Linked DNA regions of Mus musculus: all the other regions are linked to region 1. A link is a loop called in an ENCODE intact Hi-C map of the cell type or tissue named here. Cell type or tissue: left cerebral cortex. All regions are shown on one strand.

Region 1 (8,000 bases):
CACACACACACGCACGCGCGCGCGCACACGCGACCTTTTGTCTTATCCTATCACTGTGGCAAAAACAAGGGAGAAAGGGCTTATTGTTGTTGGAAGTTCAAGCTATAGTCAGTCGATCATGGCTGTCAAGAAGGCAGCACAGTAGCAGTGTGAAGCAGTTGGTCCTGTCACATCTACAACCAGAAAACCTTACAGGATCAACGCAGGCCACTGTTCACCTCGCACTGGGCGGGGCTTCCCATCTGAACTCTATCAAGAGAACCTCCCACAGGCCTGCTCGAAACTCCGTCTCCCAGGTGATTTCCAGAATTCTATCAGGTTGATAATTACCACTGGCCTTCACATCCCCAAGTGACGTATCTTCTGATTGGATTTTCACCACTGTCCAGAGAGAGGGCCATAGGAGTAACTCACTTAAACCACTTAACTAGTAGTAAGTGAAGTTGGGACTTAAGAATTTAGATCTGGGGCCGGAGGGATGTTTCCGTGCTTAAGCACAAATCTTGCTCTTTCGGAAGACCTGAGTTTGGTTCCCAGCACTCACATTACCCAAAGATCTCTTGTGGTCTCTGTAGGTACTGCATTCACAAGTACACACCTCCAAACACACATATGCATAACTAAAAATAAAATAAACCTTAAACAAAAAGAATTTAGAACCCTTTGGCTTTAAGGCATGTATACACATCATATCTCTTAAATATGTTTCCTCTAATAAGTTTTTATGAATAAATTGTTTCTTGGTATAATTGATAATAAATGGTATGTGAATGAATGCATTTATCACCTGTTTATAAATACTCAACATATAAATATACACAATGGGGAGAGGCTCTTGGAATCTCTTTATTGAACAATATGCATTGATATCAGTCAACTCTATTGCTACACCATCCAATTTTCTATGTCAAGGTTAAATTTCATCCCAGTTCACACTAGGTCACAGGAAAAACTATGTAACAGATGCACGTGGTTCAAAACAATACATAATATCCAATCATACCTCTATGTTTTGCTGGGTATGATAACCTAGCACACAAAAGGTATGAGTTGTGTGCCACAGTTGGAGTCCCTTTTAAAGATGAACTCAGGCAAGCCTGATTACAACAGCGCCCTCACACTGGAAGCACGGCATTGTCTACAACCCATGCTCATTGTATTCAGGATGCTCCTTAGCCATGACATCTGGAGTCTTTGTTGGCTGTATTGTATGCTGTGTAGGGAATTGAGTCTAAGGCCTCACTCCAAAGGCAAGCAAACATCTTGGCCACAGGTTACACCATCAGCCCAACATCTGGGCTCTTAATACCAAGAAAATGTAAACTTGGAAAAGGCCTTCGGTGTGGATCAATCAAAGCAATCTCCCAGCCAGCGCAGAAAGCTTTTTCCTCTGCCAGCCAACTCATCTGTGTCTGCTTGGTCACTTCCAGGTATCCAAGATAAGTTTATGTCCTCTGAAAATAGTGTCTTTAGTAGGCAGCCTTTTCCAACTAGGAAAACTCCCTAAACTATTTATTATATTAGGCTATGGTGTGTCTGTCACTTGTACCTGTGATGTGCTGGCTCGGCTCTATAAAAACAAGTCCTTTCTTATGCTCAGATCTGGCTATGCAGCCTGGCAGCCCTTAGAATGCTACCCCACCCCAGGCTTCCACTTTCCAGAAAAGTTGAAGCATTCTTTAGGGGCCACACAGCAACGGAGAAAACTTGCTTGAGGTCTTGACTGTCCCCTCCCCCTCTCACCATATGCACAGTTGTCCCCAGGCACTCACTGTTTTAATGACTAAAAACACGGAGTTCCCTTCTTCACAACTTGACATACAACCTGACAAGCTGTCACAACAGAGCTCTGGATATGTTCACTGTGGTTGCCCCCTAGCACAGCCAACCATGAGAAACCTCCCATCTTTCCCACGGGCTAAGGGACTCCCACTGCCTGAACTCCATCAATGGCTGACATGAACTCCAAACCTCACTTTATATACATCAATTCAGTGGCACGGGAGTTCAGAGGTCACTCACTGTTCTAGTCTGTAAAGTTGTATTTGTGCCAGGCATGGTGACACACACCTATAATTCCACAATTTAGGAAGAGGTTCAGAGGCCACTCTCAGCTGCAAAGCCAACTTGAGGCCAGCCTGGGTTACAGAAACTTTCTCAAAAAATCAAAGGGGGTGGGGTGGGGTGGGGTGGGAGGTTAACCACAATCTGTTACCTAAATGTGCTAACTGACCCTGTCTGAGCCAATGTTTGGGTATACAGCTTTTAAAGACAGCCCAAGAAGGGGAAAGAGAAAACAGAGCTCCCTCTGGATACATAGCCCACAAGGAAGAGTGGGCTTCTGTTTTCTCTCTGCTGTATCTGAGCCATTAACATGGGCCTCACACATTTCGGTGTGCAGGTTGCTAAGGTGTGGGTGCTCCTAAGCGAAGAAGAGGCAGGGGTTTAACATCTCCAGACAGACAACGGCAACTTTGTAGTCAGTCTCAAACTAAGATCTTAAATGTCCTACCCCATTCTTTGGCTATAGATGAAGTAAGTCCTTCTTTAGGTGCTGCCCTGTAACCCTAGCATTCGGGAGGCAGGAGTGTGTGTGTGTGTGGGGGGGGAGATACTGAATTCAAGACCAGCTTAGACTACATCATGAGTTCCAGGCTGGTCCACCTATAAGCAGACAGTGGGTCAAAACAAAATTCCTCATTTGTCATTTTATATATCTCCCTTCTATTTAAGGTTTGCATGTTGAATTTGTTTACTAGATTTTTTTTTAACTTACAAACAGCTGCTGGCTCTTTGAAACACAGAGCGTGCTTGTGTACGGAGCATCTGTAGACAATAACTTGCCATTTCATGCAAAAGTATCATCCCCATGCATCTAGAATCTGGCTATAGTCTTCATTTAAAGTAAGCATCAAAGTATATGTTTTTAAAGCCAAGTCAAATATTTCAGCAACTCCCCTTGGCCTCCGAAGCTCACGGGTCTCACATAGGAGAAATTAATTATGTTAGTTAAAGTGTCCCATTTGTGATGTCATAAAGTGTCCCCATTTATGACGTCATAAAGATCCAGCTGCTTAATGTCAGCCGCCTAATATGTTTAGGGAAAAGGGGGGGGCGATGCAACGCTGCCCTCTAAAGATGCCTTCACATTTTATTTCCCCATGAAAATTTGACGGAAACCATCAACGTGTCAATTGTTGTCATAGTAACCTACAGGCAAGTATCTGTTGAATTAACCAGAGACCTTCTATCCCTCAGATCTGAGGAAACTCAATGGTTCAAACACAGGAACTATTCCTGCCGTGGCCTGAAGTTCACTCTCGGAGCAGATTTGCTTTCCCGGAGGCAAAACCAAACAAGTTTCAAGTTTCCATCCTAAAATCACACCTAAATATTTAGGGGATGAAAGGCGTTGCTTTTCCGTATGCATGAAGTCATCAGAGGAAACATTAGAGTGAAGGAAAGACGTGTGTTGTTTCATTTGGTACTACTGACCAATCGTCGAATTCATTGACTCCCTCCACACTTAGGTGTATACTAACCAAAGAGGCTACCTGTGGGGACTCTGTTAGACCTACGACAATTGCGTTTCTAAAGCTTCATCCATCTGTTTATTTACTTAGCAAAAGGTTTTGCTCCTAATAAATCATTTCGCAGACTGTGTTTATCAAGGTCAGAGTTTTCCACTTCCTCTTGAGGCGAGTGGGGGCATCTTTATAATTACATTTTAATGCTTTTATGGCCTTCTAAAAAGAAAAAGAAAAAAAAAAAAAAGAAAGAAAGAAAGCAAAGCACAGCTGTCCAAGACAGCAGTGAATCCAGTCTGATGGTGGTGGAGTGAGATCGCTTCTCTCTGGGTCAGACCTCTCCTGAAATCAAGATTTCTCAGTTTCTCTGCTAGGAATTTTCCTTCATCTTATCACAAGGCAACAGCCACACCAAAGAGGTTGTGACTGCGCAAGCCCCCCGGCTGGCTCGCTACCCTGAGATCAACAGGTCCTGCAGCCAGGAGCAAGCCCACAGTGGGCTGCATGTTCTGCAGCTCACAGGCTCCACATAAAGAGCAGATGTCCCCTAATTCGGAAGGACGCCTTAGGCGCAGGACGCGCTGTCAAGCCTGGTGGCTGGCGTTCACATCTCTCAGGAGAACCCCAAAGTCGCCCTTAGGGAGGGACCCGGAGACCACCGGGACTCACCCAGGGGCTGAGCCCTCAGGGGCTCGTACCCTGTCCTCAGGGAGCCACCTGGACACGTGCGTGTCACTCACCTGTTCACTGTCCAGGCCGGGGAGACAGCCGCGGTCCTCTCCAAGTTCGCAATCCGCCCGCGGAGACTAGGAAGCTCTCCCACCCTGACCCACGCGGGCTACAGGAGGCGTTTGAGAGTTGGGGGGCCGCGATTGCGGTTGGGAGTCGCTGGGGCTGCAAGTGCGGTGCCCGGACGGGGTCTCTTCCCTCGCGCTCGCTCAGACTAGCAGCGCAGAGACTGCGGCAGGACGCGAGCTCCGGCCAGCCGCCGCTGCGCTCCGCCACCAAGATGCTGCAGTGAGGTGCCCGGGCGCCCCCTGCTGGACCAGTCTGCGAGCCGAGCGCCTCACAACCCAGCCTAGCTCAGCGCCAGGCCTGCAGGCTTCAGCTAAGTCCTTTCTTGATTAAAAAGCATCACTTACGCAGTGTTCTCTACGCCTTTTTTCAAAGGATCTTGCTAATACGCCCTGGGAATGTGTTCAGTTATCTTCATGATATTCGAGAGGAAGCAGAGGATTTTTAAAAAAGATAGAAATAAACGGGTCCAAGACTAGTAAATGGCTGGGAGAAAATCCGGAAAGGATCGGAAACAAATATACTTCCAAAGATATAAACACCAAATTTAACCGAAATTCATATTTGTATATATGAGAAAGTCCCCGGTGTGCTCTGTTCCCTCTGGAAGACCAGCATTTATAAGATTTGCTTTGGCGTCAAACCCCATCCCGTTCAAACCTCAACAAAGATAATTAACATGCATGCTATGCTAAGCTAAGCAAGACCTGCTTACATCCCCCATCTCCTTTGATATTCACCTCCCTGGAGGTAAGCATGGCTATTGTAATTGCTGGTCTTTCGGAGGGAAAGGAGAGCTTCTGAGAGGTTAAAGGATTCCCAAAGACGATGGTGGGCATGAACAAAGCAACAGGAAATGTCTATGCCTTTCTCCTTTTTCATTCCAAAGCTGGGTTTTCTTACCAGGGTATCTGGTGACTCACTGAAAGCGAGGCTAGGCAACAGGAGCAGGCAGGGGCCCAGGGCGATAGGAATAATCAGTGGAGCCACTCTGGTGGAAGAAAGTCTCTGCCCCGTGGAGGCAGAGACTTGGCAGGCAGGGTGGATGAAGAGGTTGGACTTGTGATAGCCTCAGCATGTGTCCTGATAACTCACTGAGAAACCTTTAACACACCACATCCAGCGTGAATTTCCAGATCCCCCCTCCCCGACTTCCTGGGGACCCCAGATCTGACCTACAGTGACACTCCCTCCCACATGCCCCAGCACCCTGCCAGTATTGGGCTTGCTTTGCATTCTCTCAAGTTTCTCCTTGTTCTGCTAACCCTTGACATTCCAGGGGCTGGAAGAGTGGGGGAAGAGTACTGTGTGTGCACCCATGCTCTCCCCCTGTTGCAGGGCCTGCTGCACAATGATCAAACGGATGCAACAAGACCATTTGAGACATGATACATCTAAATTGTTTATCCACTGAACTTGGAAGAGCTATTTAGTGTGGACTTGAAGACATGGGTCCCGTCCTTGAGAAACAGCGATTTCAGCATCTCGGAATACAAACGGTCTTAGAGCCTACAGTAAGAAGACAAATTATATTTGTAGACAATGCAAAATTCTATAAAATTCAAATTGTGTGGAATTTTATAGCATTAATATCGTCAAGTTTCAACCTACCTTCTTTTCCTGTCATGCTTTGTAGAGCAGTACTTGATAAAAATGTCTATAAAGATGATACATTTTAAATATATGATATTTGCAGTATCTATGATTTATGTCTAGGATAAAAATTAGAATATATATATAATGTATATACAATATATATGTATATACTTTTACAATGACTTAAGTCTGAGTTTCTATTATGCCTTTCCTATCCAATAGATCTCGCTGAAGAGGTCACAAGCTCACAAGCCAGGTTTCATGGGAGCAGCCTTTCTCATCTTGTCCCATTAGCTGTCTCTCCATATCCTCTTGTATAGCCCTTATAAGCCAGCACTCCTCTCTCAATAAGGAAGGCATTAGTGTGCGCTCCTGCAGTTTCTTCTGAAGTTTTTATTAGCCTACAAAAAGTAAGTTTCACTGTAGCATTTTTCAAACAATGTTTGTTGTTTCTTGCCCCCTTCCTTATCCTCCCTCTGTTGAGCCCCCAACTGCTTTCTGCTTTCAAGTCACAAACGACCTTTTGTGCCCAAACACCTCTCTGCCCCCCTTTCATGGTCATCTATGGAGTTTCATAGTCTACAGCTACTCCCACTGTAAGACTCCAGGGACCCTTATCTTACCGGGACCCCCCACCCCCACCCCAGTGAACCACGTGGAGCTGGGATCAATGCAAAAAGCAAGAAGAATTGATTGTTCTAGTGCACTGGGGTCGTCCCAGACTGGAAGGAGAGGCGGCGACCTCCGGCACCGTTGGGGAGTTTTTATATGGTTTCCAGAGGCAGAATAGAGCATCAGCAACTAGGTACAATATGATTGGCAGAAACAGTATACCCTTTAAACTGATTGATCTTTAGGGAATGAGGGGACAAGGACTTCCCTTGTCTGAAGGTGGGCAACAGTCAGTCCTGAGGAATGGGTTCCTACCCGCAGGTTGGTTCTACCCGGTGGTCTGAGAAATGGTAATTAGCTTCTCCCTTGGGGGAGGGGGCAAGTATTTCATGGCCTTCCCAAAGTTCCTAAGCTGACCTTTCACCACAACACCCTATGAATGTTCTCACATCACGTGACTTTTAGGTGGTGGGACCCACACCTATGACTGTTAGGAGAGACAACCTGTGCTTCTTCATCTGAGACTTTCTATTACCTTAGAGGTAACCTTGACAATTACATCCACTTCCCCGCCAGTTTCTTAATTTCATCTTTCTTGACAGATGATTAAAATTCCACTGTGTATGTACACACATATTTGAGACTCGTTCTTCCGTCAATGGGTGTGTAGGTTGGTTCTAGATCCTTGTTACTGTGGATAGAAAAGCAGTGGACACATGAGGTGTTCCTGCAGGTGTCACAGAGAGAAGAGGAACCTCACAGAGAGGTAGGAATGAAAACCTCGTGCAGATTGATTTCAGCAGGCTTCAGGGGGTATCAGGTCAGACGATTCATTGTCAGCGTATTTAAAACAATACAATTTGGAAAAAAAAGTTTCCAGGCAACAACCAGTCCAATTCCAGGGCACAATAAGGCTTATGGTGTGACTGCTTAGAAACTCTTTTACAAAGTACATGTCACTACCAGGCCAGGCCCTGTAGCTAAAAGGCCTAGAATTTAGTGTGATCTCTGACTAGTAGCATGGAGGTTAGCCAGCCATAAAGTACATGTGACATCTTCGCTATGATAGATGCTGGTCTCAGGAAGGAAGAGTCTGGGATAACCATTCTGGGGAATCAGGGTAAGTTCTGCCTCTATAGCAAAGTGTGGTCTGCTTCCACACACAGAAAAGTCATCGGGTTGTTAAGAAAATCTACCCCAGCCTTCTGGGCAGGAAAAGTGGTATTTTATCTCTCCATTAAGAAGTCCTGTTTCCTCTTAATGCTGCTCTGTGAATACAAGAACCTCTCTACCCCTCAACAGCATGGATGTATAAATGTCACACCTGCAAGTCTGGACACACTGCACCAAGAAAGACAAGGGCACCACTGGAGTCTCATCTACTGTACTGTTCTGACCCTGGGTCTTCTTCTCAAAAGCTGCAAATCCTCTCACTCTCCTGATGGCAGCTGCCTCACAGATCAGTCACAG
Region 2 (8,000 bases), 170 kb before region 1:
AAGAAGACAGCGTCTCACACTATAGTAAAGGCTGCCTTGGGACCTGCTATGTAGTTTAGGCAAGGCTCCCACACTCCTCGTTTTCGACGCTCCCATCTCAGCCTTTCAAGAGTGAGGACTGCAGTTGTGTTCCGTGTAGTTAACGCTGATTGTCAATTTGACAGGATTTCTGATCGCTGTGGAAACAAATGCCTGGGCATTTCGATGAAGGATTTTTCTAGATTAGGCTAACCCAGATGGGAAGATCCACCTTAAATGTGAGTAGCAGAACTCTACAGGCTGGGGTTCCGAACAAAGGGAACCTGTACCCATCTGCCCCTCTTCCTGACTGGGTGCAACTGACCAGCTCCCTCGCTCCCTGCGCTCCTGCTGCCCTGCCTCCCCCACCACCATGCACCAGACCCTTGAAGTGTGAGCCAAAGTGCTCCCTTTCCTGAGTCGGTTTTGTCAGGTGTTTTGTGGAATCAACAAGACAAGCAATTCACGCACAAGGTATCACACCTGGTCGCCTGTTCCATCCTTGGCTTGCTTTTGTGGTGGTGTCCTTGCTTTGCAGAGGTACGGAGAACTGAGCAGAGCAAAGCAGTGTGTAGAGTCAGCCAGACAAATTCTAACTCCTCAGCCAAGGAGGACGCTTAACAAGGTTAAGGGGTAAGGACAAGCCACTTAAGAGAAAGGGGGTGCATGTAAGGTGGGACTTTCCTGAGTAGCCATGGGCCCTGGCAGCCAGGATTTAACCTTAGGCGTGGACCTCAAGTTGTCTTGTCTGCCGCCAGGGGGCAGAGACTGCCTTGCGCCCACTTCCGGGTGGTTAGTCCCTCATTTGAAGTGACCACTGGGCTTCTGCCATGATTTAGACTTGGCTCCGCTTTAAAAGTACGTACATCCAACAGAAAATCCACTTCCTTCTTCCCCTCCTTCGGCTCATCTTCCTTCTCTTCCCCCTCATTTTCCTCTGCTCTTTCCTCCTCCTCCTCCTTGTCCTCCTCTTCCTCCTCCTCGTTTTGGAGACATATTATTCTGTTCCTGGGCTAATCTAAAACGCACTATGTAGCCCGGGCTTGCCTTAAACTCACAGCAATCTGCCTGATCCAGCCTCCCAAGTGTTAGGTTTAAGGGAACTTTGGATAACTAGCTAGCCCATTCTCAACAGTGGTCCCCGTTTTCGGGCCCTGGCTTTGTGCTTGGGGGCTCGTTGTCAGATTTCCTGTCTCTTTTGATTCCCTTCTGCATATTTCTCCCCTCATCTGTAGGCTCTGAGCCTTAGGTTTGTGGCACAAAAGGCTTAGGTTATGCTGTGTACCGGGCTCCTGCTCCCTCCTCTCATCTTTCCATAACTAAGTAATTTTGTATCTCCCTTGGTCTCTCTCTGTCACTCTTGCCCCCTCTCATTATTTTCTTGAAAAACAACAACAACAACAACAACAACAAAAAAACCAGCTTAACAAAGAGCAGCTTGCTAAAAGGCTTAAAGCTTTCGCCTGTTCTGTCTGAATTCATTGGGTTTTTAAGCAGTAATTTATTATAAAGGTTACATGCATACTTCCGCATGAACTTCTTATCTGACTATTGTAATTAGCTCGTCTACATGAAGCAGCCGGCTGGCAGAACTTCAAATGGTATTTCCCTGGACTCCTTGGAAAGCGAAATAGACAAAGCTCTCACTTTGTGTCAAAATTACACCTTTATTTTTCACATTTTAAGTGCCCTGCTTGTTTTGTTTTGTGAGGGAAAAGCCAAAATGAAGTGAAGCAGAGTCCCCCAGAAATGTCCTGTCACAGCTTGTCAGTCAGCTGCCTTTGAAATACCAAGAAACAGTGAACAGGAAACTGTGAAAAGAAATTCCTTGCTGAGGGGAAAAGGGACCAGGCACAGAAGGAGACTCAGAGTGAGTGAATTCTAACAGACCCTGGACTCCATCTCTCCTCAGCCTTCTCCTTCAACTCTGAAACCTGAAATGGAACCACAGGGTGGTGGCTGCTTTGTGTGCACTCACTGCATTAGCTAAAGTTATGGATCATGTCTTGTTTATGACAAACGGCTTCTATTGCATGCTGCAGGCTGAGGATGTTGGCTATGTTCCAGTGGACTTATCAACATGTTAAACTCAATTTGAAAAGTATCCAGGTGACATGTCCAGTGACTGATTTTTCAGTGTTTGGACTCTTCAAGCATTTTGGAGGTTAAGCCCCTGATAGATGGATACCTGGCACACTCCTCCAAAGCCCCTCTCCCTTTATGGAGCCGTCTCTTTACTCTGTGGGTCACTCCATTTGCTGTGCAGAAGCATTTTAAATTCAGTTTAATGCAAGCTATCAGTTCTTGCTGTTATTTTCTGAGCTGATACAGCAGCGTTCCGAGAGTAATTATCAATGCCCAGAGTGACGTATTTCCTGTATGTTCTTCTCTAGTATCTCCAAAGCTTGTGTCCTTTTCTTTTGTGTAGGTGTGTATACATGTGTGTGTGTGTGTGTGCATTCACATATATGTCTATTAATACATGCATACCCTGGGTGTGTTGATCTACCCATTTCCACTTTGTGTTTTTGGCAGGGTCTCCCACGGAACCTCAGGCTGGCTGGCTGGTGAGCTCCAGTGATCTATCTACCTGGGACCCTGTTTCCAGTGTAGGGATGTGTACCCTGCTTTTAGCTTTGTTGTTGTTTGTATGTGGGTGCTGGGAAGAGGAACTCATATCCTCATGCCTGTGTAGCAACCACTTCGCTGACTGATCAGTCTGCCTGCCCAGTCCCATCAGCGTGTCAATTCTTACTTAAGGTTTTAAGCACATTTTGAGTTCTGCTTGCCACAGAGACACCCGAGTACCCATTTTCACCATTGCAGTATTCACAATATTATGAAAATATACATATGTATATATTATGTTATATACAAATATAATATATAATATGATACATATTATCAGATTATGAAATAATCTCTGATGTCCATCGATGAAATAAAATACAGTACATAAATAAACTCAATTATTCAGCTATAAAGAACAAAATTCTATCACCTCCAAGAAAGCTAATGGAATCTGAGGTCATCACGTTCGGTGAATTAAGCCAATCTTACAAGAGCAGGTATCCCATCCTTTCTCTCACTCTGAGATCTAGGAGAAGAAGAAAAGGACAGAGGGGACCATTGTGAGTGTGGGAGGCGAGAGGGAGGTGAGATCACAAGAGTGCTGGAGGTTGGGAGTAGATGAAAGGACATTATGTGCAAGTATGGAAATGTCAACAGGAGCCCTTTGCTTCATGCAATTAATAGATGCTAAAAATAAGGGTGTGCGATGGGCTCCGGCTTCCCTGTTTCTGAAATGCCGTTGGAGAGCACAATTGTAGAGAGTTGGAAACTGAGAGCTTAATTGCAGTAGAATACAGCAGTGTGGGAGTCAGGCATCAGCCGCAGAGACACCACAGTGCGTTCTCTTTGTTTCTGGCTTTGGCTTGAATGCTAACCTTCCTCCCCCTCTTGTACTTTCTCTGTTTCCACCCTCGAAAACCAGAGAGTGGAGCTTGTGTGCAAACCATCGCTATTCTCAGATCTCATAGTAAGAAACCCCAATTCAGTGACTCAAGGAAGAAAGCAGAGAGTGCAGAAAGCCAATAGTGGCTCCAAGAATGGCAAAAGGTTTCAAGGTAGGCAAGGCCTTTAATTGCCATAATTTGCTTTATTTCAGTCAAAATGCTCCGATCTCAAGACTCAGCCCCCACAAAGGCAAGCTTCGAAGAAGGAAAGGGTTAGAATCTAGTGGTTAGATTTGTGGAGGGATGGGGTGTGGACCCTCCAAGTCAGAGGGTCCTGCTACTGAATACTTTCTTGTTTTCTTTTTCTTGTATGTATGTGTGTATGCCTTGTATACCGGTAACCACAGAAACCAGAAGGGAATATCTGATCTCTTGGAGCTGGAGTTACACTGAATGCTAGTGTCAGATATACAGAGGAAGGTTGGCTGAGATCAGGAGAGTCCTGAAAGTCTTGGTTTGGTGTGGAGTGAAATACACACTAGCCAGCATGGCCACACAGTAATTAGTATAAGTATAAAAAGAGGGGAAGAGATGGGTTAATGGGTTAAAAGGTTGGTGTATCTTCTAAGATGACCACTCTAATGGCAACATCACATTGAGAATAGTATTAAGATGTGAATGATGATGATAAATGAGCTATCCCCACTGGTTTGAAAACCCTACAGTGTACTGGGAAGGAAGAATTCTTGCCCGTGAGATAATATGAGTCACATTTTGAATCACTGTGACAAGCATCTGGTGTGTGAAACTTAGAAAGAGAAAAGGTTTGGGATAGCTCTGCTTTAAGTCTCAGATCTTGAGTGATTCGTGCCATTATTCTTGTCCTTTGTCAAGGAAGCACGCTGTGGTAGGAGCTTAGGGATGCAAAACCACTCACCTCATGTCCAGGGAGCCAGAGAATGCAGAATCCCACAACCCCCTTGGACAGCATGTCCCGGATGAGTTAGGACTTGCCTCTAGGCTCAACCTCTTAAAGATCCTATCAGCTTTGTACAGTGTCCCACTCAGTTCTGTCCACACGCATCTGGGGAGCTTTCTAAATCTGTTCCGAAGCCATAGGATATTACCTTTGCTCCGTCTGTCTTCCCAAGAGGGGACTCTGCGGAGGAGTGCACAGGTCTGATGTGAGAATGTAGAGTGACATAACTACTTCCCCCCGGAGTGTGGGAGTGTGACCGAGCACACTTCAGAAGCAACTCTGGGGAGGGTGGTCTTCTTTTGGCTCATGGTTTCAGAGCGATTTCAGTCCACCATGGCAGGATGGCCACTGCTCCCTGTGGCTCTAGAGTGCTGGAGACAAAAGGCAAAGCATTTTACCTGCGAACAGATAGTAAACAGAGAACACAGGCCAGAACCAGGCACAGACAGGTCAAAATCCCCTATTCTCACCAGCCAGGCACCACAAGGTAAAGACGCCTCAGTCCTCCCAAACAGCGCCACCTGCTGGGACTGTCAAAAACACATGCGCTGTGAGCCTTCTACATTCAAACTCTTTTTTTGTTTGTTTTTGGTTTTTTGGTGTTTGTTTGTTTGTTTGTTTTTGTTTTTTCAAGACAGGGTTTCTCTGTATAGCCCTGGCTGTCCTGGAACTCACTATGTAGACCAGGCTGGCCTCGAACTCAGAAATCCGTCTGCCTATGCCTCCCGAGTGCTGGGATTAAAGGCGTGTGCTACCAAGCCCGGCTCTACATTCAAACTCTTAACAAGTGAACACTTCTAAGGGCCCCTTGGAGAATGTAGGAATGGTGGGGAGGGGGATTTGGAACAATGGGAAAGAGCTTTGGACTTTAAATTTCTTACTTAACATGCCAAATGCTTTCCTTCATTTTAAGAGATCTGTTCTATGCCGGGCGTGGTGGCGCACGCCTTTGATCCCAGCACTCGGGAGGCAGAGGCAGGTGAATTTCTGAGTTCAAGGTCAGCCTGCTCTACAAAGTGAATTCCAGGACAGCCAGGGTTATGCAGAGAAACCCTGTCTCAGAAGAGAGAGAGAGAGAGAGAGAGAGAGAGAGAGAGAGAGAGAGAGAGAGAGAGAGAGAGAGAGAGAGAGAGAGAGAGAGAGAGAGAGAGAGAGAGAGAGAGAGAGAGAGAGAGAGAGAGAGAGAAAGCTGTTCTACTTCAACCGAGATGTACAAGGCAGATCGTTGTTAGTTATTTTAAAGCTCTATTGTGTGAGAGCCTTGGCCTCATCTTCTCTACACTGAGCCATATCAGGGGAAATGCTACAGAAAAGAAGTCCGATAAGAGTAATCTCTGCCTCGGGCAATGTTTTTCTGCCAAATCTGAAAGAGAGAGAAAAGAATACATCTCTATCAGGGACAATGAGACAGAACAAATTCACAGAGCTCGGGTCCTTTGTCAGAGACACAGAAAGCAGCAGAGTGAACAGGTGATCCATGATCGCCTTTGACACAACCGAAGCTCTGCTGTAGCCCGGGACTGAGCACGGAATTACACTGGGGTGGGGTTGTGCAAAGGCTCTAAGCTGTCTTGATGTTCCTAGCGCGACAGAATATAATCAGATTCAACAGTGCTCACAAAAGCCAGTTATTGGGAGAGCAATTCAGAGAGATCCCTGTCCGTGCAGGAAGATTAAAGCAGAACTAGGCAGTCCCTGCTCTGCAGCTAGGCTCACCTGGGTGATGGCCTTCAGAAAGACTTTTTCTCCCCCCCCCCCCCGCAAAACTTTTCCTGTTAAGGGGGGGTTCTGCCATAGTTTTCCACCCCAAGTCATTTTCCCTTTTATCCTCATAACAGATAGACATAGTGGCAAGGAGGGTACGCTTAACTGTATTTATCAAAAAAAAAAAAAAAAAAAAAGAAAGAAAGAAAGAAAGAAAGAAAGAAAAGAAAAGAAAAGAAAGAAAAAAAGAAAGCAAAACCTATATAGGCTGTCTCCTCTTGAGTTCAAGGAGTTTGCAATACGATGTAATGGGGGCTGCACTGGAAGTTGGAATGCATTTCACTGCTGCTATACCCTTTGCTTCATTAAGAGAAAGCAAACAGGAGAAAGGAATATGACTTCTCACAGCTCAATGGTGGAGGAAAGTAAATAAGTGGAATGTCTAATGCCCCTGAAATTCGCTGGAGAAAAACCAGTTTCACCACTTCAGCCAAGCTTCTAATTAAATACTAGCCAAGATGGGTTTTGGTCAGCTGAGTTTTGCAGGGGCTTATAAATGGAAAGGCCATGATGTTTTCCCATGAGGCTTTGTTACTTTCTAAGAACTACAACTCCCAGCATTCCAGGAAGTTACTTGGTTCCTGGGTGGGTGGGGCTTATAGGTTAACTTCAGGTTTTACACATGGTCTTCAACTGGTGGTGCTAGAACACCTGACTTTTAAAGTCTGTAGACAGAAGGCTCTGAAGTCACTACAGACATGGGGAGGAGGAAGTTTATTATAGATTCGTGGAGCGAGCATGGGCAGAGTCAGAGCTGCTTGAGAGAGTCTAGAGTTGACATGACTATACTGAGTTGGGGCATGCTGGGAGAGGGTAAAGATGGGAATCAGGTGTAGCAGCAGCAAGGAGCCAAAGGTACAAAGGGGCGGGTAACCAGACTGTCTAGATGATAAGGATGAGCCTGTGGGGGAAGGGCAGCCCAGACCCTAGGCTGGAGAATTCTGGGTAGAGCTCCAGCCATACCCTGTAACAGGTAGGGACTGGCGGATGCTGAGAGACCCTGGAAGCCAGAACCACCTTGCTATGTTAAAGAGGTACCTCCGCCTTTTACCCTGGGTTTGAAACTTAACACAGACTTCACCCTTTATGGCTACCTTTGGAATCATAACACCATTTGCCTACTGTTCTGAATCAGAGAAGGAAGCCTGCAGAGGCTCTGTTTACACCACAGTGATCAAAGTCACCTCACACTTGGCTTCTCGGCACCCGACGGAACTCAGCACACAGAAGTGGGAAGGGCAGGAGTTCAAAGTTATCCTGGGCTACAGTAGCCAATTAGGTTGAAGCCAGCCTGCACTAGAAGAGACCCTGTCTGAGGAAAAACAAACCGGGAACAATACATACATAAGTTTGAAACCCAAGCGCAGCTCCGTGAATCTCATGAGAAGCCCAGTGGTCCAGTCTTTGCTATTGACCACTGTGAATCCGCTGGCTTGCACGTTAACAGCCACGGCTCTGGTAACATTGCTGTAGAAAAACATTTACTCCACAGAGCGGGAGAGTGCAAGGGAACATAAAAAACCAGAAGTGCGAAGCTGAGCCTGCAGCATTTTACCTCTCTGTGACTGTATGCCTGTGCTATGTGCCTGTGCTGTGTGCCTGTGCTGTGTACCTGTGCTGTGTGCCTGTGCTGTGTGCCTGTGCTGTGTGCCTGTGCTGTGTGCCTGTGCTGTGTGCCTGTGCTGTGTGCCTGTGACTGTGTGCCTGTGCTGTGTGCCTGTGCTGTGTGCCTGTGCTGTGTGCCTGTGACTGTGTGCCTGTGACTGTGTGCCTGTACTGTGTGT
Region 3 (8,000 bases), 310 kb before region 1:
GAGATGCGATCTTAAGGTGGACCTGTGTCAGGCTCATCTGGCAGTGCTGATAGCCCTGCCCTGGAATGATTGCCCTCCAGCAGCACAGGCTTTTAATGTTGTGTGTTCTTTGCTGCCTCTCCACGGTGTGTTTGAAACATCCCCGTTCAGAGACGGGGGCTGTTGGAGTCACAGCTTTGAATGTTTATTTCTTTTGAGAGCTTCAGGTTTTCTATCTATTGTAATCTGCAATGAGGCCCGCAGGCAGGAGTTAAGTCCGACTTTCCACTGTTAACCACATTTCCTGCTCAAGTCTGGCTGTCCTTCCACTACTCCCGACCTTTCAGAGTCTGCTGGCTCGCAGACGTTGTTTATGTTCCCTGCCTCTTATCTAACTGTGACAAGAACCAAATTCCGTTCTTGGGAATTGTGGTCCTGCTTTCTTTTTACCACGTTAAATATTGGTCTGTCTGAAGTTTCCCAAGTCATAGAAGCATAAAAGAAGGAACGCTAATTATTCAAAATGATTGCTTGGAGAAAGCCACTATTTTGATTTACATTTTGGCTTTATACCCACAACACACACACACACACACACACACACACACACACACACACACAGAGCAGAAGTGAAATCACAAGACTTTGTATACTGTTTGTTTCCCATTAATGTTTTATTTATTTATTTGTTTGTTTCTCACAAGTGTGTGTGTGTGTGTGTGTGCTTGTGTGTGTGTTCAACTTGAGTGTCTTCCTACCCCTCACTCTCCACCTTAGTTTTTGATCCGGGCTTTCAGTGAACCTGGAGCTCACAGATTTGGTAGTGGATTGAGAAGCCCCGTGTCTGCGTCCCCATACTAGGACTGCAGGCGCGTGCTGCGTTTGTTCTGTTGTTGCTCTGCCTGATGAGTTCCTGTGAGCTGCATGGCCAGTGCCTTCCCAGCAGAGCCGTCTTTCCAGCCCTAATGATTAATTTTTCAAGGGTTTTTTTCAAGATAGTGTCTCATATATCCGAGGCTGGTTTTGAACTCAATATGGAACTGAGGCTGACACTCAATCTTTGATCCTCTGTCTCTATCTCCTGGGTACTGGAATAGCAGGGGTAAGCCATCATAACCTGTTTCTATGGTACTGGGGGGTCAGACTGCCAGGCCTTTATGCTAGACAAGCACTCGACCAATGCAGCTGCATCAGCAGCCAGCACTGTAACATTTACTATTAATGTGTGTGTGTGTGTGTGTGTGTGTGTGTGTGTGTGTGTGTGTGTGTGTAGCTCGAACTTGCCTTGAATTCTTGATTCTCTGTCCCTGTCTCAGGAGTGCTGGGATTACAGATGTGCTCAAGAGCTCCAAACTTAAGATAAAGCCATGTTTACTGTTTCCCACTAATACCTAATACTTGACAAAATTGACTAGCTGCTCAGGATCAGAATAGGTGCATAGGTGGAGACATCGGAACTAGCGAGGATTAGGCAAGGGCAAGCATAGAGAATGTACCGCGAGGAGGTGAAACTCAGCCAGTTTCTTAATGGACTTTAAAAATGGCTTTTAAATAAGATTTTACTCTGTGGTTCATTTTTCTCTTTCTTCCCTTCTTTTCTTCTTCCTCCCTCCCCCCTTCTTTGTGACCGAGTCTAACTCTGTAGCCTTGGCTAGCCTGGAACAGTTTGTGTAGACTGGCCTCAGTGTTACAGAGATATGCTGCCCCTGCTCCCTGAGTGCTCTGATTAAAGGTGTTTGTCGCCACAGCCAGCGGCTCTGTAAGTCTTAAACTTACCTTTAACCTAACAGCAATTTGAACTGGCCATGGATTTGACCCGGCACAGTGAAGCCTGTGTGCTCTGCCACACACAGTTCTTTCCTGTAGCTGTGTCTCATGAACCATGACACAGTATGACAGCCAGGAGACAGATTCTGGTGGAATGGAACGTGTGCACGTCTGTCGCCTTTCATCACTTGCAGAGCCTTTAGGAGACGCACTCGGCCACTATAAAGATGTAAATCCAGGGGCTGGAGAGATGGCTCAGTGGGTAAGACGGTTTGCCACCCTCACAGAGGAGCTGGGTTTGACTCCCAGCACCCACACGGCAGCTCACAGTGAACTGTAACTCCAGCTACAGGGGGTCTTATATCCTCATCCAGTCTCCACAGACAAAAGGTACACATGTGCTGCGTAGACTTGCAAGCAGGCAGAACACCCTCTCTCTCACACACAAATAAATAGACAAATAAATAAAATATAAGAAAAATGGAAAACTACATATCACTACATAAACCTAATCGTGACCTTGTGACCTCTAGGAGTCATGGCTTCTCTCTCCTCCCTGCCACCCCTAATCTCTAGAAATAACTGTTTTCCCATTGCCCCTGCAGATTTGTCACTTGAAGGATATTGGATAAACAAAGCACACAGGGTGTTGATGTTTTTTAACCTTTCCCCACTCAGCGTAATGCCCTTGAGGCCGACATGCAGGACTTAGGTTTTGCGGTTGTATAATAGTCTTTCATTAGGTGCTCCTGCTAAGGGACCACTGAGTGCCTTCCCTTTAATGTTCCGTTTTGGACTATCGTTGCTAACTCTCGGACATGCTTGCAGCACGAGCCTGAGTGTGTTTTCTGTATGCTTGAAGACATAATCGAGAGAACTGACCGCTGAGATATGAATGTGTATATTTAGGTTTAATGGCAGCCACCAGCGATGTTTGAAATGGCCTCTTAAGATGTTTGAAATTCTTAGATTCCCCATTACCAGCTGCTCCTGGGTATTGGAGGCATGGCAAGAACTGGAGTTAGAATCTGAGCGTTACCACCGTGCTCCTCACTCATTCACACACTGGCTAAGCTAGCTTTAAGGTGAGACATCTTGCTGGGCCTCACAGACTCAGGAAGGTTAGCGAGGTCAGACTCCTGCTTTCGTGAGAGACTCTGCTGGGCACCTCTTCTGTTTGGCTTTATGCTTGTTTTCTCAGCCTGCAAGAGAGTCAGGAGTAGAGACATTTAGAACCTTTTATCTTCATTTTTATTGGATGAATGTTTTGCTTTCATGTATCTGTTTGCCACATGTGTGCCTGGTGCCTGTGGAGGTCAGAGGAGGGCATCGCATCTTCAGGTTTGATAGGTGGCTGTGAACCCACACCCTCAGGTTTGATAGGTAGGTGTGAACCTCTCTGTGTGGGAATTGAACTCAGGTTCTCTGCAAGAGCAGTAAGTGCTGTTAACATCTGTGCCACCTCTCCAGTCCCGAAAGAGTCACCTTAACTTTCACTCCCTAGATGTGGCTACTGAGGTGAGGTTTTGGGAAATTGAACGAGTTACTTACTCTCCTGTCCTTCATACTCCACTGTCTCCCCAAGCTCGAAATGAGTGGTGTCAGTTTGTAATTATTGTTTGGGCAGCGTTCGCTAACATTCTTACTGTGAATGCCACTTCTAGACTTAGACCAGTAGAGGGCAGCAGGAACTTTGATAACATTTAATGTGATTCCCTGTGTTGTGTGTTGCAGGAGGAAAAGGAAAGTGTTTTTCAGTGTGATTTTTTTTCAGGCCTTACATTAAGTAGTTTAGTCACTGGGAGGGTCTTGCCTAGAGTTTAGGGGTGGGAGATGCTTGTATAGCCCTACTCGATTCTCAGCAGCTCCTGTTGAGATCTTGAACTCTCACCCGTGTGTCGGTTTTATCGACGAGGCATCTTACTGCTAGAAATCCGTGCTGTTGCCAGGAGAGGAGTTTGGTAGAGGCCCCGTATTCGACAGTCAAATCATTTTTAAGCTGCCTGTACTTTGTAACTCTCAGTTATCATTTACCGTCAACATCCTCAGAGAAGTGAGTGAAGCTGTCAGCTACCGCGGTGACTGTGAATCAATCCACTCTCTGCCCTATCAAGAAAGCATCTTAGGCTGTACCTGAGCCCTACAACAGCTGGAGAAGTGTTTGTTGAATGAATGAATGAATGAATGAATGAATGAATGAACAAGGGAGGGAGGGAGGGACTGTGGTGAAATGTCAGTACCCAGTGCTGCTCATCCTCCCCATACATTCCTTTATTCTGGACAGACCTCTGAACACTATAATATGTTTATCAGCTCCTTGAAGATCTTATGCAGTCCATTCTGATCATATTGCTTTTCCGCCCCTCCCCCAGCTCCTCCTGAGTCTGCATCCCACCTCCCCCGGCCTCTCCCAACTTTGCATCCTTTTTACAAATATCCCACCAAGTCCATGTGTGCTACCCATATACTCATGGGTTCGGGGCCATCCACAGGAGTGTGCTTGACCGTCCAGGGGACACCCACCTAAAGAAGAATAGTCTGCCTTCCCAGAAGCCATTGGCCATCGATAGCGTCTCATTTAGGGTGGGGACTCATAAGACTCTCCACTCCATGTTAGAATGCTCGTTGGCTTAGCCTTGTGCCGGAGACCAGAGCTGCTGTGGGTTCCAGAAGACAGAGGTGCTGCCGCTTCCAGTGGTCACTGTTATACCTTGGTACTCCATGACTCCAACCCTTCCTGTTCTGCCACCCGTCTCTGCGAAGTCCCCAGAGCCTTGCAAGGGTGGGTGGGTGTTATCCTGCGAACAGCTCTCATGGAGTTAAAACGCTCACTGTCTTCCTGTAAAACACTCTCCGTGCTACAGCTGGACATAACAGAGCCTGGAACGATGTAGGCCTTGTAGCTCCGTGTTCCAGCCAAGTGACACCTCTGCTATGTTGAGAAGCGGGAAGAAGGCCTTAGTAGGGATTGGGAATCCCACTCTGCAAAGCCATGTGCTAAATAAATCTTTACTTTAAAAAAAATTGTTAAAACCTAGGGAGATGCACAGCTAGCGTGTTGGCAGTCAGGACAATGTAAAGGAATGGGTCTTCTTCCTCCACTCTGATGGCCCAGGTCATCGGTCTTGGTGGCAAGTGCTTTTCACCCTGAGTTCTTTGGTCTCCCTTATTGAGGCCGAGGATGTGGCCGAGTTGGAAGGATGCTCTGTTAGCATTCATGAGCCTCTGAGTTCACCCCTCAGAACTGGTGTAAAACCAGGCATGGTTACACCTTTCTCAGCCTACACAAGACTCTGCCTACAAAACCTCTTCCTTCTTGATAACTTTCCCAGTCCGAAGTACTCAGCAACTGAAAACAATGTGAAGCAGGCGCTTCCTCCTCTCCCTAGACACAGGGAGGACCTCCTTCAGGGATACAGTGAGTGGGCTCATCCATAGGAAACAGGATGGAGGCGATGGTTGGGAGAGCACAGGACTGGACCTGTCTTACGTGAGCATCTGCAGCGTCACTTGCAGGGAAGGTTTTGAACTTTATGTGTGTGCATAGGTGAATTATTTTAGGAACTTCGAGAAACCCAGACCCAAGAGAAGTGTATGTTTATTCTCAATTCTTTCCCACAAACTAAGTTCAAGGCTGTGCCAGGAGAGAGAGTCCCCTCCTCCACCTACAACAGGCCCAGCAGTAAGGAAAAAGCAGGGGACACCAGACTGGAAGAGGTGAGAAAATTATGATACACACACACACACACACACACACACACACACACACACACACACACACCCCTAAGTAAGATGTTAACTCCTAATACAATTAGCTGCCAATTGTGCATGAAGTCGAGGGTCTCCAGGATACAGACAAGGAAGTCAGACCGTTGCTAAGACATAGGGCAACCCACGGAAATACAACTGGAGCTGAGCTGGACACTGGTAGGCAGGGATCCACACCTCATAGTTTCCACATTCTCTGGAATCTTACACACACGTCTACTTAATTTTCCCTTCTGTTTTTCTTGCAGCTTCTCTAGGCTCTAAGACAAATTTTTTCCCAGTTCCCACGGTCCTTAGAGACATCACCGTGGGTTATGGCAATGCAATATTTCCATCCTTTTTGTTTGACAGATTATTATTTATTTTCATCACAGGGTCTCACGTAATCCAGGTGGCCTCAAGCTATCCAAGTACCATTTGTAACCCTGATCCTCCTGCCTCTCCTAAGATGCTACAATTACAGGCTTGTGCCGCCATGTCTACCTAGAGTTGGCTTAATTTTAAATATCTAATTTGTTCTAGAACTTGACCTCTTTTATTGCCAGCAGCTTAGGTCCCGTAAAGCCAGGTAGAGACAAGAGATTTTTGTTTTAGATGCTTTCCAGCTTCCCAGGTGAGCTCTGCAGATCCTTAGAGATGTCATACACATGGCATCAGTTGTGCCAGTGGCTAAGTGAGCTTTTCTTTAGGTGCGTACACAGTGGGGGAAAATAGCATCTTAAAGGCTTCCTGATTTGGTCTTGCTAGCTCAGTGGATTCCTATTCTGTCATGGATGTTTTAAGGATGACTGTATTTTGTTGTCATTGTTCCTATAGAAGAAGATGGTGCAGTGTATATCTTGCAAACAAAGGCTTTTCAAGTTCAACACACTTTTGATTGTAAATGTGTTAACTGAACAACTCGATACTGTTATCCTAATGTAGAAACCAGCAAGACACATTTTAGCTGAAACGTAACATAGGTTTTCTGGTCTTAGCATGTGGTTTCATCGCTTCATTAATAGTAATTTTCTTTCCTTAATTAAAAAAATATGTCTTTAAATGTTGTTTCAGGCTGGCAGATCTTTGGGCAAAACCCTAATTGCTGTCAAGGAAAACATTGTTTTGCAGCCAATGTGCGAGCGACCGCAGTTACGCTTTCATGTAAGTTGTGTACAAAACTGTAATGTTGAGAAAGGAAAGTTTTGGTCAATCTGGTGCCTCTGGATTCCAACTGCAGTCACATAAACATTGACATTTTGTGACTAATGAGCAGGAAAAACAGCTACTCACACTCGGAGTCCAGCTTAGACACTGTTCACATATTGACCGGTAGAATGGCCAGTTCTAATTCTCCCCGTGATTTGAACCATGATGATCTAAGCCAGCAGCGGGATAGGATGGGGAGCCGACATGCCTGGTCTCTTGCTTGATCACGTGGGCCAGACCCAACCTCGGACTCCGTGACCTTAGTCTTGGCTTTCAGGTCACAGAGGTAGATGAATCTTCAGAAGCGGTCATTATGGAACATGTTATAGGGTGCCGAGACGGGCGGAGGCTTGTTCATCACAGGGAGATTTTTAACAGGGACGTGAATCGAAGAAGCTGATACCAGATTCCATTTTTCCAAGCAATAAAGAGTGGCGGAGGGAGGGTGGGGAAATTAGGGTTACTGGGTACACAGATCTCTTTTAGTATTTTACATGGATTTTTTTTAAATGAAAAAAAAAAACATCAATAAGATTTAGTTTAAAAAGCATTTGAGGGGCCATGGAGATGGTTCATTGGCTGAGAACATTTGCTGCTCCTGCACAGGATCCTGGTTTGGTCCCTAGCATCTGCGTAGCCGCTCACAACCACATGTAATTTCAGTTTCAGGGGATCAGACACCCTCTTCCGGCTTCCACGGGCACACAAGCACACAGCACGCATACATCATGCAGGCCAATACTCATGCACGTAACATAAACGATGACCTTTTAAAAAAGCATTTGAGTTTTAGAAAATGCAGAGATCCATAGCACGTTTTTATATTTCTATGTGTAATAAAGGGAAACCATTATATTAAAGATTTGCGCTAGAAATTTAAAACAAAACAAAAGTGATTTGGGATTACTAGCAAATGGTTGCTGTTATGTTTACTTAATCTATTTTTTGCGATGTTGGGGAATGAACCTGGTCCTCACCTACCACAGGCAAGCACTCAGCTATTGAGTTTTGACGCTTCCTAAGGACACTATCTAACTAAGCATGACTTTGAACTTCAGATCCTCTGCCTCCACCTCCCGAGGGCTGAGATAACAGACATGCACACCATCAGTTCTGGGAACTAAACCTAGGGCCTTGTACAAGGTAGCCGAACACCCTAACCACTGAGCTATCATCGACAGGCTTAGTCTTAAGTGCCATTGCCTTCTGTGTGCCTTCTCTGGATGTGGTCCCCTAATCTCTAGCTCATACAGTATAGACTAATGAAATGAGCAGGATACAGGCATCCATCCTGATTT

Evidence for each region. Peaks named below come from ENCODE experiments on the same cell type or tissue, not always from the same donor. Only the 100,000 strongest peaks of a DNase experiment are listed, where the experiment ranks them.
Region 2: a loop joins it to region 1, with 2.1 times the contacts of the local background. A loop is called at or near these places in 11 of 42 quality-filtered maps.
Region 3: it touches region 1 in a loop (3-fold over the local background); 11 of 42 quality-filtered maps call a loop at or near these places.

The regions. Positions count from the first base shown.
Region 1 is chr6:137,165,213-137,173,212 of GRCm38, forward strand. Rerg (RAS-like, estrogen-regulated, growth-inhibitor) reads right to left here and starts at 4,506. Exons shown (of 5, transcript NM_001164212.1): 1 at 4,268-4,506. In left cerebral cortex, a CTCF peak has its summit at 4,578 (motif pointing left); a DNase peak (open chromatin) is centred at 4,570; H3K4me3 peaks cover 740 bases.
Region 2 is chr6:136,994,943-137,002,942 of GRCm38, forward strand. No RefSeq gene overlaps it. Among named protein-coding and RNA genes, the nearest start is that of Gm30055, 18 kb to the left of the region's middle. In left cerebral cortex, CTCF peaks have their summits at 784 (motif pointing right) and 4,975 (motif pointing left); DNase peaks (open chromatin) are centred at 3,454 and 4,320.
Region 3 is chr6:136,857,760-136,865,759 of GRCm38, forward strand. No RefSeq gene overlaps it. Among named protein-coding and RNA genes, the nearest start is that of Art4, 4.2 kb to the left of the region's middle. In left cerebral cortex, a CTCF peak has its summit at 3,418 (motif pointing right); a DNase peak (open chromatin) is centred at 3,431.